Regions from separate parts of the Homo sapiens genome. Here region 1 is linked to region 2. A link is an interaction called in ENCODE POLR2A ChIA-PET data of the cell type or tissue named here. Cell type or tissue: OCI-LY7. All regions are shown on one strand.

Region 1 (8,000 bases), 80 kb after region 2:
CCAACAATCAACAAAAATCTGAAGCTCTCAGTCCCATAACTACAAGGAACTGGATGCTGCCAACAATTGTGTAAGTGGAGAAGTAGATCCTGGAGACTTTCCCTGGTCATAGGACTATTTCTGGCTTGTTCCCAGAGCACGGCAGAAGTGCAAGGGAGTTCATGTCCCCAGGAGCAACTTTTCACCAATGAGTAATAGGAATTGGTGGATGAATAACCCAGCTTCTTCAATCCTTGTTGGGACAAATCTGAGATGTGCAGTAAAGGCCCAGGACAAATAGCTCAAAGGAACAGAAGGGAGAGAGTCAGAAGCAGATGCATACTTGAAGGAACACTTGATTATGACAAAGGTGGCACTGAAGCATAGTAGGAAAAGAGTGGTCATTTACATCAATGATGTTAAGTTAATAAGACAGTCAAACGGGAAAAAGCAAAACTTGACCTCTACCTCACTCCATATACAAAAATCAATTCCAGGTGGATTGTAGATCTAAATCTGAAAGGTAAAATAATGAAGATTCTAGACAATAACATAAGAGAATAATTTATTATTTTTTAAAATGTATTTTTACTATGCAGCCATAAAAAATGATGAGTTCATGTCCTTTGTAGGGACATGGATGAAATTGGAAATCATCATTCTCAGTAAACTATCGCAAGAACAAAAAACCAAACACCGCATATTCTCACTCATAGGTGGGAATTGAACAATGAGATCACATGGACACAGGAAGGGGAACATCACACTCTGGGGACTGTTGTGGGGTCGGGGGAGGGGGGAGGGATAGCACTGGGAGATATACCTAATGCTAGATGACGAGTTAGTGGGTGCAGTGCACCAGCATGGCACATGTATACATATGTAACTAACCTGCACAATGTGCACATGTACCCTAAAACTTAAAGTATAATAATAAAATAAAATAAAATAAAATAAAATAATATTATTTTTAATAGATGTATCTTTTTAGAGACAGGGTCTCACCCTATCACCCAGGCTGTAATACAGTGGCATGATCATAGCTTACTGCATCTCTGAATTCCTGGGCTCAAGCGATCCTCCTGCCTCAGCCTCCTGAGTAGCTAGGACTATAGGTGCATACCACCAAGCTCAGCTAATTAAACAAATTTTTTTTTTTGTAGAGATGAGGGTCTCAGTATGTTGCCCAGGCTGGTCTTGAACTCCTGGCCTCAAGCAATCCTCCCACCTTGGCCTCCCAAAATGCTGGGATTACAGGCATGAGCCACTGAGCCAGGCCATAAGAGAATAATTTTACATCCTTAGGAGCAGGCAAAGATTTCTTAATCAGGAATTGGAAAGCACTAAATATAAAGCATACACTGTGATAAAACAGTTTCACTCTGAGATACATACCTGAGAGAAATGAGTCCATTTGGTCACCAAAAGACATGCACAAAAATGTGTTAGCAAGATAATTTGTAATAGTTAAAAATAGTAACAGCTTACATGCTCATCAGTGGTAGAATGGATAGACTAAGGTATGTCCAGTCACACGGTGGAACATTATTTGGTCCAGAAAATCAACAAACAGCTGCCTCACACAACACCGATGACTCTCATGAGTCCCATATTGAGCAAAAGAAGCCCTTGGGGGAAGGGATGCAGAATGAAACATGAACTTCAGCTTTATCTAAGGTGTTGTCATTTTGTAGAAACTTATATATGAAACAAAAGTGGAAAATGGCCAACATTTATTAAGCCTGGATAATGAGAACACAGGGGCTATAACATTAGTCTTTGTACTTTTGGGGGTATTTTAAAAATATGCAGCCTCCTCCAAAGACAGAAACAAGCTAAAGCATGATACATGAGCAGAAGTAGTAAGGATGTCCCCAACAAAGTCCAATTTTCTTCTCTACTAAAGCCCCTATGTTTTATACCACACAGTTAAGTATCCAGTTACTGATTATCTTGCTTCACTGGTGTCTTAATTCTGGCTGCCATACAGAATACCATAGACTGGGTGGCTTGAACAACAGAAACTTATTTCTCACAGTTTTAGAGGCTGGGAAGTTCAAGACCAAAGTGCCAGTAAGGCAGGTTTCATGCTGAGGCCTCTTCTCTTAACTTGCAGGCAGCCTCCTTCTCATTGTGTGTTCACGTGACCTCTTTGTGTGCTCACATGTGGAGAGAGAGAGACAGGGAACAAGCTTTGATTTCTCTTCTTTTTTTGTTTTGTGTTGTTTTGTTTTTGAGATGGAGTTTCTCTCTTGTTGCCTAGGCTGGAGTGCAATGGCATGATCTCGGCTCACTGCAACCTCAGCCTCCGGGTTCAAGAGATTCTCCTGCCTCAGCCTCCCAAGCAGCTGGGATTACAGGCGCCTGCCCGCCACCACGTCCAGCTAATTTTTTTGTATTTTTAGTAGAGACGGGGTTTCACCATGTTGGCCAGGCTGGTCTCAAACTCCTGACCTCAGGTGATCCGCCCGCCTCAGCCTCCAAAGTGCTGGGATTACAGGCGTGAGCCACTGCACTCGGCCTGATTTCTCTTCTTACGAGGGCCCTAATGCCCTACAAGGGCCCACCCTCATGACCCCATCTAGCCCTAATTACCTCCCAAAGGCCCCATCTTCAAATGCTATCAAACTGGGAGTCAAGGCTTCAACATGGGAATTTGCTGGGGGGACACATTCAATCCATAACAACTGGCTAATTGCTTCATGCATATTATTCTTGCTACCCAAACTACACTATAAATGCAGATCACAGACTGAGTAACAGTTCTCCAGTATTTCCTCTGTTTCTTGAGTGATTTATGGATTGATTGTCAGAAGTAAATTTGGTAATCTCAGACAAGACATGTAACACTGCCTGCCTCATTTTGCCCATTCGCGTAAATTCTTTTCTGTGTACTTTAATATGCATTCCTTATTTCCCTAAGGTTTTGCTATAATAGGCCTCAATAAATATTTATTGAACAAATAAATGAATTTTAGGGGAGATCCATATACAGAGTCACATATTTTCCCCATCTGGCAGATGCAAGGAATTTTAAGCTGCATTTCTTCTATTGGCTGTTGAACCTGGCAAAATGCCAACATCTCCATAGAAGTAACACTTTAAAATGTTATTAGCCATATACACTTTGGTGTGAACAAAGAAACCGAAGCTAATTCCTGATAGAAGCCATTTTGAGCTCTAGAAGTCTAAGGAAGGACAATAGTGAGGGACTAGAAGGGGAGGCTTGAAGACACCAAAGAAAAATAATAGCTCCTTTGCAATTTTGCCTAAAGCTCTAGAATATTGGTAAGCAAAATAATAACAATGAGATATCCTCTTGCTGTTTGTATTATTTCATGGCATTGATCTGAAAAACAGTCAATTATCACTAAAGCTCTTTCTACCTCCTTACTCCTGATTCCCTCAAAACATTTATCCTGTGCCTATGTGATGTACTATAAAAGTGCCTGGCCCCATTCCCCTCCACATTCAGCCTTTTGAGGGCCAGGGCTACGATCCTCCAGGCAGAAAGGAGGTAGAGCCAGAGAGCCCTTGAGGCTACAAGCTGAGCCTCTGCTGAATCCCTGGAGAAACTTGCCCTGGGGGTGGTGGCAATAACGTAGGCATCTGTCAGGCCCTTGCCATCTCCACCCACAGCAATCCCTGGCAGCAGCACAGGCCTAACTGTGGGGCCCCGGGTTGGGCAATGTGTGGATAATGCAGGACTGCCAAGGGCCTGGAGAGGTAAGGGCCTCTCTTAATGCAAGTGGCTTCACTAGTTTGGACGAGAAACACAAAATCACAGGATTCCCATGTCTGGTATATATTTGAGAAACTCGCTTATAAAAAAGATGCCCCCAGAGGACATGAACAGACATTTTACCAAAGAAGACATACATGCTACCAACAAGTATATGAAAAAAAGCTCAACATCATTGTCATTAGAGAAATGCAAATCAAAACCACAATGAGATACTATCTCACACCTGTTGGAATGTTAGGTTTTTATTAAAAAGTCAAAGAATAACATGCTGGCAAGGTTGCAGAGAAAAGCAAATGCTTATACATTGTTGGTGGGAGTGTAAATTGGTTCAGCCATTGTGGAAAGCAGTGTGGTCATTCATCAAAGAGCTAAAAACAGAACTACCATTCAACCCAGCAGTCCCATTCATTACTGGGTGTATACCGAAAGGAATATAAATCATTCTGCCATAAAGACATACTCACTCAAAAGTTTGTTGCAGCACTATTTATAATAGCTAAGACATAGAATCAACCTAAATGTCCATCAGTGACAGATTGGATAAAGAAAATGTGGTGCATATACACACGGCATGGAATACTATGAAGCTACAAAAAAAGAATGAGATCAGGTCTTTTGAAGGAACATGGATGGAGCTGGAGGTCATTATCCTTAGCAAACTAATGCAGGAACAGAAAACCAAATACCACATATTCTCACTTATAAATGGGAGCTAAATGATGAAAACACATGCACACGTAGAGGGGAACAACACACACTGGGGCTTATTTGAGGGTAGAACATGGAAGGAGGGAAAGGATCAGAAAAGATAACTATTGGGTACTAGGCTCCATACTTGGGTGACGAAACAACCAGTAGCGCAAACCCTCGTGACACGAGTTTACGTATGTAACAAGCCTGCATGTGTACCCTCCAACCTAAAATAAAAGTAAAAATAAAAATAAACAAGATGTCCCCAAGGACATGGATTCTATGGCTCTCCTCACACTTTAAAGGATTCAGGAATTATAAATACCAGTTACCCTCTCGGTTAATCAAGAGATTATTCATATTCCGACCTCAAATTGTTTAAGCTGAATCTAATCACGAGGAATGAGGAAACAACCAGGCAAATTGAATTGGAAGTTGGAAATTGAAGGATGTTCTACAAACCAACCAGCCTGCCCACCCCAGCTAGTCATGGTCAGGGGATGGGACCATGATAATTGACTTAGAAGTTGGAAATTATCTTGAGCTGTGGCCAGGTCACCTTCCCCTTAGCTGGAGAGAGCTGGACCCCTAAACAGCACTGAGGTCCTGTTTGGCAGGGAGAAGGGCCTGCCACCAGAACAGTCAGCAACAGAAGGGCTGGGTCCAAGTCTGAATATTGACATATTTGAGCAGGTGGAGAAGGAGGGAGGAAGTTAGGGGAAGCTTTGTAAACAAGAATGCAAAGTAGCATGCAAGAATAGAAATGCATTCTACTGGGTGTGCATTCTTTACGTCATGAAGGACACAATCTAACAGAATGCAAAAATAGAAGCAAGTACAGGTAGAGCATGGTGGCTCACGCCTACAATCCCAGCACTTTGGGAAGCCGAGGTGGGAGGATGGCTTGAAAGTTCGAGACCAGCCTGGGCAACAAAGTGAGAGTCCGTCTCTACACAAAAGCAAAAAGTTAGCCAGATGTGATGGCATATGCCTTTGGACCTGTGGTCCCAGCTACATAAGAGACTGAGGCAGAAGGATCACTTGAGCCCAGAAGTTTGAGACCAGCCTGTGCAACAGAGTGAGGGCCCATCTCAAAAAAAAAAAAAAAGAAGGAAAGAAGGAGGGAAGGAAGGGAGAGAGAGAAAGAAAAAGAGAGAGAAAGAAAGAAAGAAAATAAAGAAAGAAAAGAAAAGGAAAGAAAAGAAAAGAAAAGGTAAGTATAGTGCCTGGTGTCCAGTGGAACCAGCGAGATGATGGGCTGGACTAGAACTTATGACAGAAGTTCACAGGTGTGGAGGATAAATGGGAAAGACAGCTATGAAAAGCCTTGATGAGCAAGGAGAGTTCTTCTAATTGAACCCAAGGATACAGGACAGCCACCGTGGGTCCCTTGGCAGTGGCTTGGTGAGTAGAGACCATTATTTTAAGAAACGCCAGTCTGAAATGAGCCAGCAATTTAAATATTTTTAAAAGTTCAAATACTGTTTTAATTTTATTCCTTTTCTCTGCAAGCCCGGGGCACAGAACCTGGAGATGTAGCCGTTTCTCTTTAAAAGTGTTGCTGCCAAGTGAAGCAGGCCTGCCAGAGAATGCGACCTGCAGTATAGAAGAAACTAGCACATGCATTCTAGATTATTCCAGTGGAATGTAGCATCTACTTGAATTTTGCTAAAGCAATGCCAAGTTTTTTCTCTTTCAGTGAGTTTGAGTTCCTATGGGCTAGAGAAATCGTTTTTCAACTCCTAAGCATTATAGCATCACCGTGGAACCAGCAGGAATTAAGCTTCACCTCTCCCATTCCTCTCACTTTTTAAACTGTTTTACCACAATTTACCTCCCTCAGGACACTTTGCCCTCTGAGCAACCCAGAGATGCTAAGCCCAAGTCCACGTAGAGCTGCCCTGTGCCTTTTCTCACGACTGCAGGGCACAAGCCACCCCACTTCTCAGCCTTGGCTCATGGCTCATTAGCCACCAGGACTTAGTTTAGGGCCAAATTCAGCTCACATTGCAACCTTCTGGCTGCCAGGGCAGAAACAAAGTTTGAAGGTTGTTCTGTCCAAACAATTTGCTCCACAGAGCAGATTAATTTCTTACTGGCAAAATCCATACAGTTAATAATTATCTAGACTGGGGGAAAAGTACCAGTAAATCGATTGCCACATAAAATACAATTTAAAGAATAGAGCACAAAGAGAAGAAATCTGGGCGTGTTCTTCCAGCTATTCCAAACCAGATTCACATATAAAGACCTTCCATCCTGTATCTACTGCCCCACCTTGTCTTGTAGGCTCCAGAACCATATTTCAACCTTCACTTTCAATGGCTCCTTTTTGCCCTTAGTAAACTAATCAGCATGGGTAAACAAACCAACAGTAAACCAACCAAGCCCCTTGTGAATCAGCCTCCTGCTGACACTCCCCTACCCATACCTACCCCATATAGCAATCACACACAGGAAATCTCTTGCAAGTCAAAGGCCCCATGCTCTCCTGGGCCTCCGTGCCTTTGCACGTGCTGCTCCCTCTGCCTGGTGCCTTCCTGCCTGGCTCACTGGATCATCCTTCAGAATGCAGTTCAGGGAGCATTTCTATATGACATCCCTGACCATCATGCTCTGGCTGAAGTGCTTGTCTATCCCTTGCCATAGTCCCTGCCATGGCTGTATCTGATGAGTGCGTTGATCTGTTTAGCTTCACACTAGGTTTAGTGGAGATCTGTCTGGGCCTTTCATCCTTGTACCCCCAACCCAGGCCCTTGTTATCTATTCCAGGACTTCTGCAGGCACCTTCATAACAGGTCTTGATGCTTCCAATCAACATCTCCCCTTCCCAGTTCTTCCTTTTCACTGCCTCCAGAGTTGTATCTCTAAAACACTTCATTCCCCCTTTATTCTGCTTACAAACCTTCTATTGTTCCCCATTGCCCCAACTCTGTGGCAAGCATTCAAGACTCTTGCCAACCTGATGCCAAATTTCTCCTTTATGTTCTTCTTCTACCGTTTCAGGCCATAAATCCATGCCACAGTCAAGAGTTCCCCAAAGGGGCCACAAAATGTCTCTTTTCCACATTGGCTCATGAGGTTTTCTCCTTTTCTATACCTGATAGGCGAACTTCAATTGTAAGACCAGGTAAAATGTTACCAGTAAATAGCTCTCAGCTCCTGAGCCAGAATTCATTGCTTCTGTAGGGGCTGGTAACTTGGTCCAGTTCTGCTCAGCTGCTCCTTTGTTGCAGACTGAGCCCATGACCAGAAGCCTCAGCTGCTCCAGCAGATGGTGGCTAGAATTTTTTGAGTTGTTTTTAACCTGGTGCTCTGAGACTGGGGTGAACCTAGGGAGCTGAAGCAGCAATGCCACACCCCCAACACATCATACACACACACACACACACACACACACACACACCAGGCACACGCATAACATGGACTTACAACATGCCATCATGTTGGCATGATGGGCACGTTATAAGGATGGGCTGGCAGGGCGCGGTGACTCACGCCTATAACCCCAGCACTTTGGCAGGCCGAGGCAGGCAGATCACTTGAGGTCAGGAGTTTGAAACTAGCCTGACCAACATGGTGAAAC
Region 2 (8,000 bases):
ATAGACGTGAGCCATCGTGCCTGGCCAAGAAATCTTTACCTAACAAAGGTCACAAAGAATTTTTTCCTAGAAGTTTTATAGTCTTAGCTCTTACATTTAGATCTGTTATTCACTTCGAATTAGATTTTCGTATATAGTATGAATAAAGTCCATTTATTCAACATATGGATGTCCATTAACTCCAGCACTAATAATAAAAAAGATTATCCTTTTCTTGTTGAATGATCTTAGGTTTTTTTGTCAAGAATCAAGCACATTCAGTAGGTCTGTTTCTGGACTCTGTTGCATCTCTGTTTATTCCAGTGTCACACCATCTTGATTATTATAGCTTTATAGTAAGCCTTGAAATTATGTAGTAAGAGTCTTCTAACTTTGTTCTTCTTTTTCAAAATCATTTTACATAATCTAGATCTGTTATATTCTGATATGTTTTAGAATAAGCTTGCTAATTTCTACAAACAAGTTTAATGGGATTTTGATTGTGATTGTGTTGAATTTATAGATCAACTTGGAAAGAATCGGCATCATAATACATGTCTTCTCATACATTTTGTTTTACTCTGGAATGTTTTTATGATTTCCTGCATATAAATTGTACATATAATTTGATTTATTCGTGTGTTTTATGTTTCTTTTCTTTTTTTTTTTGAGACAGAATCTCACTCTGTCACCCAGACTGGAGTGCAATGGTGCAATCTCGGCTCACTGCAACCTCTGCCTCCTGGGTTCAAGAGATTCTCCTGCCTCAGCCTCCTGAGTAGCTGGGACTACAGGCACATGCCACCACGCCCGGCTAATTTTTGTATTTTTAGTAGAGACAGTGTTTCACCATATTGGCCAGGCTGGTCTCAAACTCCTGACCTTGTGATCCGCCCGCCTCGTCCTCCCAAAGTGTTGGGATTATAGGCGTGAGCCACCGCCCCCAGCCATGTTTCTTAATGCTATAGAAAATTGTATTTTTTTCAGTTTCTAATTGTTTATTGCTAGTACATTGAAACATAATTGATTTTTCTATATTGACCTTTTATCCCATGACCTTGTTAAAGCTTGCTTATTAGTTCTAGTTGATCTTTGTGGATTCTGTGGAATATTTTATGTAGCAAATTGTGTAGTCTACAAATAGAGTTAGTCTTATTTCTTCTTCTTGCCTTACTGCACCAGTGAGGGCCTTAGGTGCAATGTTGAATAGAAGTGGTGAGAGCAGATTTCCTTGCCTTGATCTTGATCTTAGGGAACAGCAGTCTTTCACCAAAAGTACTTTATACTTACCCTTTTATGACACTTGTCACATTTGTAATATTTGCTTGGTCATTGTTCTCTGTTTCATAGAAACAAGAGTCCTTGCGTGTATAGTTCAGAGTGGTATATCTTGGAATTCATTATATATATGTTGAATGAACTAATCCATGAGAGTATATTTGAACAAAGGCTTTCAGGAAATTGCCTTCATCAGCTGATCAAAATTAACATCACCAGTGAGGGTGAAGTGGACGTTATGTGCCTCCAGATGTAATTGTCTGAGGATACAATATCACCTATGTAATATTCCAGCTGAGAATGTGTAAGCTGACTCTAATAATGGGGAAACAAAAGATAAATCCAAAATGAGAACCATTCTATTAAAATATCATATGAAAACAAAAAAAGGGCTGTGAAAATCTTCCAGGATAAGAGATAAAGAAAGTAAAACCTAACATCATAAAACTCAAGAAAATGTAGGGGATGCTGGGCCTGGTGGCTCATGCCTGTTATCTCAGCACTGTGGGAAACTGAGGCAGTAGGATTGCTTGAGCCCAGGAGTCCTAGATCAGCCTGGGCAACATAGTGAGGCCCTGTCTCTACAGAAAAAAAAAATTAAAAAAAACAGGGAAAAGTATTAGTGACCTTGAATTAGTCAGAGTTCTTTTAGATAGGACACATGAAGCACAAATCCACTTAAAAAATTGATAGACTTGGCCGGGCACGGTGGCTCACACCTGTAATCCCAGCACTTTGGGAGGCCGAGGCAGGTGGATCACAAGGTCAGGAGATTGAGACCATCCTGGCTAACACAGTGAAACCCTGTCTCTACTAAAAATACAAAAAATTAGCCGGGCGTGGTGGCGAGCGCCTGTAGTCCCCGCTACTCAGGAGGCTGAGGCAGGAGAATGGCATGAACCCGGGAGGCAGAGGTTGCAGTGAGCCGAAATCACGCCACTGCACTCCAGCCTGGGTGACAGAGCAAGACTCCTTCTCAAAAAAAAAAAAAAAAAAAAAAAAAAAATTAATAGACTTCATTAAAATTAAGAACTTCTGTACTTTGAAATATGCTACTAAAAAAGTGAAAACGCAAGCCACAGACTGAGAGAAAAATATTTGCAAAACATGTATCTCAGAAAGAACCGATATCCAAAATACATAGAACATTTCACACCTCAATAAGAAAACAAGCAACCCTATTTTTAAAAAATGAACAAAAGATTTAAGAAGACGTTTCATCAGAGATTAAAACATAGTTGACAAACACATGAAACAATGCTTAATATCGTTGATCATTAGTGGAATTCAAAATTAAAATCACAGTGAGCTTGGGCACAGTGGCCCACACCTGTAATCTCAGCACTTTGGGAGGCCAAGGCATGGTAGTGGATGCCTGTAGTCCCAGCTACTCGAGAGGCATGAGAATCGCTTGAACCTGGATCACTTGAAACCGGGAGGCGGAGCTTGCAGTGAGCCAAGATCATGCCACTGCACTCCAGCCTGGGCAATAGAGCGAGACTGTCTCAAAAAAAAAAAAAAAAGAGAGAGACAATGATAATTAAATGGAAGACCTGACTCTAGATTTGATCCAGGAAGGAGATAAAATGCCATAAAGTACTTTTTTTTTTTTTTTTTTTGAGATGGAGTCTCGCTCTGTCACCCAGGCTAGAGTGCAGTGGCGCGATCTCGGCTCACTGCAAGCTCCGCCTCCCGGGTTCACACCATTCTTCTGCCTCAGCCTCCCGAGTAGCTGGGACTACAGGCGCCCGCCACCACGCCCGGCTAATTTTTTGTATTTTTAGTAGAGATGGGGTTTCACCGTGTTATCCAGGATGGTCTCGATCTCCTGACCTCGTGTTCCGCCCTCCTCGGCCTCCCAAAGTGCTGGGATTACAGGCGTGAGCCACTGCACCCAGCCAAAGTACATTATTGAATCAGTTGACAGAATTGAATTACATACAGTAGATTCGATAAAAGTATTGTAGGCCGGGCGTGGTGGCTCACCCCTGTAATCCCAGCACTTTGGGAGGCCAAGGCGGGTGGATTACGAGGTCAAGAGATTGAGACCATCCTGGCCAACGTGGTGAAACCCCGTCTCTACTGAAAATACAAAAATTAGCCCGGCGTGATGGCACGCACCTGTAGTCCCAGCTACTCGGGAGGCTGAGGCAGGAGAATTGCTTGAATCTGGGAGGCGGAGGTTGCAGTGAGCCGAGATCGCGCCACTGCACTCCAGACTGCCAGTAGAGCGAGACTCGTCTCAAAAAAGAAAAAAAAAATTATTGTATTGATATTAATGTTACTGAGATTGATAACTATACTGTGACTGTATAATGTGATATCCTTATTGTTAGGAAATACACACTAAAGTATTTAGGGATAAAGGGCTATGATATACATGTAAGTTACCCTTAAGATACCCTTAAGTTTCTATCATACTTTGTGTATATATGTACATATGTACAAACGTACACAGAGCACACAAGTAGTAAAGCAAAGGGATAAAATGTTGACCGTAGGTATGTCTGGGTAAAGGGTATAAAGTGCTTTATATGTTATTTTTATTTTTGCAATTTATCTGAGAATAAAATCATTTCAAAAATTTAAGTTATTAGCATTCCACTTGTAATGTTTTTCATAGAACTTCTGGTTCAGAAGTTCTTAACTGTTTGAATGTAACCCTTTTCAGCTGGAAGACCTTGATTCACAAGGGAAATCATCTTCAGTTGAATTGGATGATCAAAAGAGGCAAAATCTTTTCTTAGCAGATTAGCTTTGTCTATTTTCTACCACAAATGCTCTTCCTTCCCATCCTCCGCAACTGTCAATTAATGAAAGCTACATCTGAACAGGCTTCCCACCTTTTTCAATTCAAGCTACAGTGGGTTCTTAAATGCTCAATGAGTGTCAGAAGCAAATAATATACTCAGAAGATGAAATTTTCACATAAAATGAAAGTTTTACTAAGGTATCTTGCTTCACTTCGTCATCAGATCTGGGAGCACAGATGGTGTATTTGGACCAGTTAAAAACCCCTGGAGTTATTCAAAACAATATAGAGAAAAGAGGAAGCAGAATCCCCACAGCGAGAATGAAGATTCAGACTGGCTGATAACTGGAGGAAGCTCAGGTGGGAGTGCAGCTGCTGTATCGGCGTTCACATGCTACGCGTAAGATGCTTTTCTCTATCTGTATTTTAAAACCCACCCAAATACAAACAGTCATAAACTGTATCCAGCAATAGAGTAGTTCATATCCTGGTATTTTTCTTTCTAGTGAGCTATATGTGCTCAAAGGTATATCAAAATTATATCTTGAGTTGCACTCAACTGTACAGTACACTATGTATATTTAATACTTTTAACTTTAAAATAACAAATTTTTCTCCATAGTATCTGGTTCTCTTAAAATATGATTTTGTGGATCTTGCAGAATAAAGCATCGAACATAAATGAACTTCATTGCATTTCATTTTTAAATAATTTGAGTGTGTGCTCACTGATTATACAAATATTTAGGGACTAACATACAATGGCTTTAGTTGAGTGCTGCTGAACTAAACTGTTGGTAATGTTTATCCTTCAGCAAGATCAATCTTTTGAAAAAAAAGAAAAAATGCTAATATGTATTAATAAGATATTTTAAATAGTGTTTTCAGGAATCTGCAATTAAAAATGTACATCAGTAAGTAAAGTTTTTTCAAGCTTGTTAGGTGCTGATTCTGTTTATCTATCATACTTTGTATTTGGTAAGAATCCATTGATCATATTTTCAGTTCCATTTGTAAAGCATTTCTTAACTACCCAAAGAAAAGAAAGTAAATATGGCTGTTGCTGTGTTTATCAGTCTCAATTTAATCAAAATGAATGTGTTTCTTTAGTAATAGTTTTGTATTTTATCTCCCCTTAATTATCCATTAAAACTAAGTTCTTTCACACACATTGCAATCCATAAATCATTTATATTTTTTTAGAGCTATGGAGATGTGAGTTCTACAGATTTTTTTTCAGTTTTCCTAAAATCTTATTAACAAGTAAAACCATTTCATTTTATCTCTGTGAAATTTTATAGCATTGCATTAATATTAATGTGAGTTCTGACAAGTTAGGACTGCAGGATTAGGTGCTTTTTTTCTGTCCTCATCATCCCACTTAGTGTTCATCTTTCTGAATGTGCTTTTTAGTAGATGGCATTTTGACACATAATTCCTATGGAAATGTAAGTTTTACTTTTACATAGCCGTCAGTGAATGCTAATAAGAAAATGTATCTTTTAAAATTGTGAAAGCAACAGTCTGATTTTGTAGCTTAACTTGACACTGTAAGAAAGGAAATCTAATTTGCATTTTCTGTAGGGCACAAGTGCCATGTTATTGTTAGGAGCATTGTTCAGTCCAAAGCTTCACTTTAAATATAAGCAACAGAAGTACAGACCAAAAATAACTTCAGATTGAATGTATCTCAAACTGTAAAGTGTTCTGCTTTTGTTTCCTTATTTTTGATTTGTTTACCCCTTTTTGATTTGTTTACCCCTTTTTGATTTGTTTCTTTTACAATAGCTTTTAAAATAGGAAGATTCCTGGAGTACTGTGCAGCCACTAAAAAGAATAAGTTAGAGCACTATGCAATGACATGGAAAAATAACCAAGATAAATTGTTAAGTGAAAAATAAGTTGCAGAACCCATTTCTGTTAAAAGTAACAATTGCATAGGTATATATGTCAGTCATTGCATGGAAGTACTGCATGTCTGGATGAATGCATGTCAGAACTGGTAACGGTTATTGTGGGGGCTGTGATTCTAAGAGTAATCTTACTTTATACATCATATAGTTATATAATATTTTAATTTTTATAGTAGATATGTACTGTTCTACAGCACAACTTCTGTTTTCCTGAAATGGTTTTTTAATTGTGGTAAAATGCACATAACATAAAATGTACCAGCCTAACCATTTTTAAAAGTACAGTTCAAAAGTATTAAAAACATGCAATCAGTCTTCAGAACACTTTTCATCTTGCAACGCTAAAACTGTGTACCCTTCAACCCTCTCCCAGCCCTGGTAACCACCTTCTACTTTGTGTCTTATGAATTTGATTACTCTAGTTATCTCATGTACGTGGTGTCATGTAGTATTTGTCTTTCTGTGACTGGCTTATTTCATTTAGCATAATGTCCTCCAGGTCCGTTTTTTGTTTTTTTAAAATAAGAACAACACAAACTCTGTAGGTAACTGGGTAAAGAAATGAACAGTCACTTTGTAGTTGAGTAATGCATGTATAAATAAGTGTGCAAAATTATTTAAAATGCACATTAATAAAAACTTTTTGGTTATCACACTAACAATTTTAAAAATTACTAGTACTCAGTGACGGTACTGAAACTTTAAAACACAATCTGACTCACTGCAACTAGGGATATAAATTGGCATAATCTTTCTGACAAGTAATTTGACAGCATATATCAGAAACTTATGTGCACTAAGTCTACTTCTTGGAAGCTAGCCTAAAAAGTACTCACACATAAGCAAAAATTTATGTTCAGAGATTTTCATAACAAAGTTATTTATTAAATAGTTATTCTAGTTAGAAACAACGTAAGAGTTTAAATTATTAAACATCTCAATCCATGATTCTAAATGGGGTGGGTAGCAAAGGGCTGTATCTGAATTTCTAGGAGGGGCGTATTTAGTCTGTAAAAGCATACTGCAAAATTGCCATTAATTTGATTTGTTTTCAATATCAACATCAGAAGAAAGTGCAAGATTTATATGTATATTGAAAGGAGAATGGACTTTAAAATACCAGGAATCACGAATTTATATGATGGAATATTACATATACTTTACATTTTCAGGAATTTTAATGACATAGTAAAAAGCTAATGTTAAAAAAGGGATGGAAACTCATGATTACAGAATTATCTCAACGGTGAAAAAAATGCATTTTTAAAAAGACTTGAACTTAATATGCCAAAATGTTAACAGTGTTTTCCTCTGGGTATTGGAATATTGAGTACCTAAAGTTTTCTGTACTTTATGAATTCTCTGAGATGAACATGTGTTACTTTTGTGTAATCAGAGGAAAATACAGTTTAAAAATATACAATTGAAAGGGTAGATTCCAAATATAATTAGAGATATATCATTCTTCTAAAGATAATTCCATTTAAATTCCAGGGCTTTAGGATCAGATACAGGAGGATCGACCAGAAATCCTGCTGCCCACTGTGGGCTTGTTGGTTTCAAACCAAGCTATGGCTTAGTTTCCCGTCATGGTCTCATTCCCCTGGTGAATTCGATGGATGTGCCAGGAATCTTAACCAGATGTGTGGATGATGCAGCAATTGTGTTGGGTATTTATATAATTCTATATCATTTGCAACAGCTTCTCTATAAAACAATATATCTGTCATTCATAAGTATTGCTCCTTACAGGTGCACTGGCCGGACCTGACCCCAGGGACTCTACCACAGTACATGAACCTATTAATAAACCATTCATGCTTCCCAGTTTGGCAGATGTGAGCAAACTATGTATAGGAATTCCAAAGGTAACTTTTTCCTTTCATTACTTTACAGAAATACTGTCAAGTCCAATAGAGAGCACAGACTTGGGAGGCGGATTGGGTGGGTTTGAATCTCTGCTCTGCCACTTTTATTAATCATGTGAGTTGAGTATGTGACTTAATCTCTTTTAGCTCAATTTCCCCATCTGTAAAATAGGAATAATAAAAATACTGACTTCAGAGAGGTTTGTGAGG

Evidence for each region. ChIA-PET counts read pairs that join two places held together with the same protein. Peaks named below come from ENCODE experiments on the same cell type or tissue, not always from the same donor. Only the 100,000 strongest peaks of a DNase experiment are listed, where the experiment ranks them.
Region 1: POLR2A ChIA-PET joins it to region 2 with 8 read pairs; 2 of 35 experiments call an interaction of 5 or more read pairs at or near these places.

Annotation. Positions count from the first base shown.
Region 1 is chr6:106,724,895-106,732,894 of GRCh38, forward strand. LINC02532 (long intergenic non-protein coding RNA 2532) reads right to left here. Exons shown (of 7, transcript NR_033557.2): 5 at 448-495. Among named protein-coding and RNA genes, the nearest start is that of LINC02526, 33 kb to the left of the region's middle. In OCI-LY7, a CTCF peak has its summit at 3,806; DNase peaks (open chromatin) are centred at 3,877 and 5,151; H3K4me3 peaks cover 655 bases; H3K27ac peaks cover 1,035 bases.
Region 2 is chr6:106,644,793-106,652,792 of GRCh38, forward strand. QRSL1 (glutaminyl-tRNA amidotransferase subunit QRSL1) reads left to right here. Exons shown (of 11, transcript NM_018292.5): 5 at 4,233-4,409; 6 at 7,417-7,592; 7 at 7,675-7,790. Among named protein-coding and RNA genes, the nearest start is that of QRSL1, 19 kb to the left of the region's middle. In OCI-LY7, no CTCF peak of the experiment used is centred here; DNase peaks (open chromatin) are centred at 4,319, 5,619 and 5,986; H3K4me3 peaks cover 4,658 bases; H3K27ac peaks cover 6,795 bases.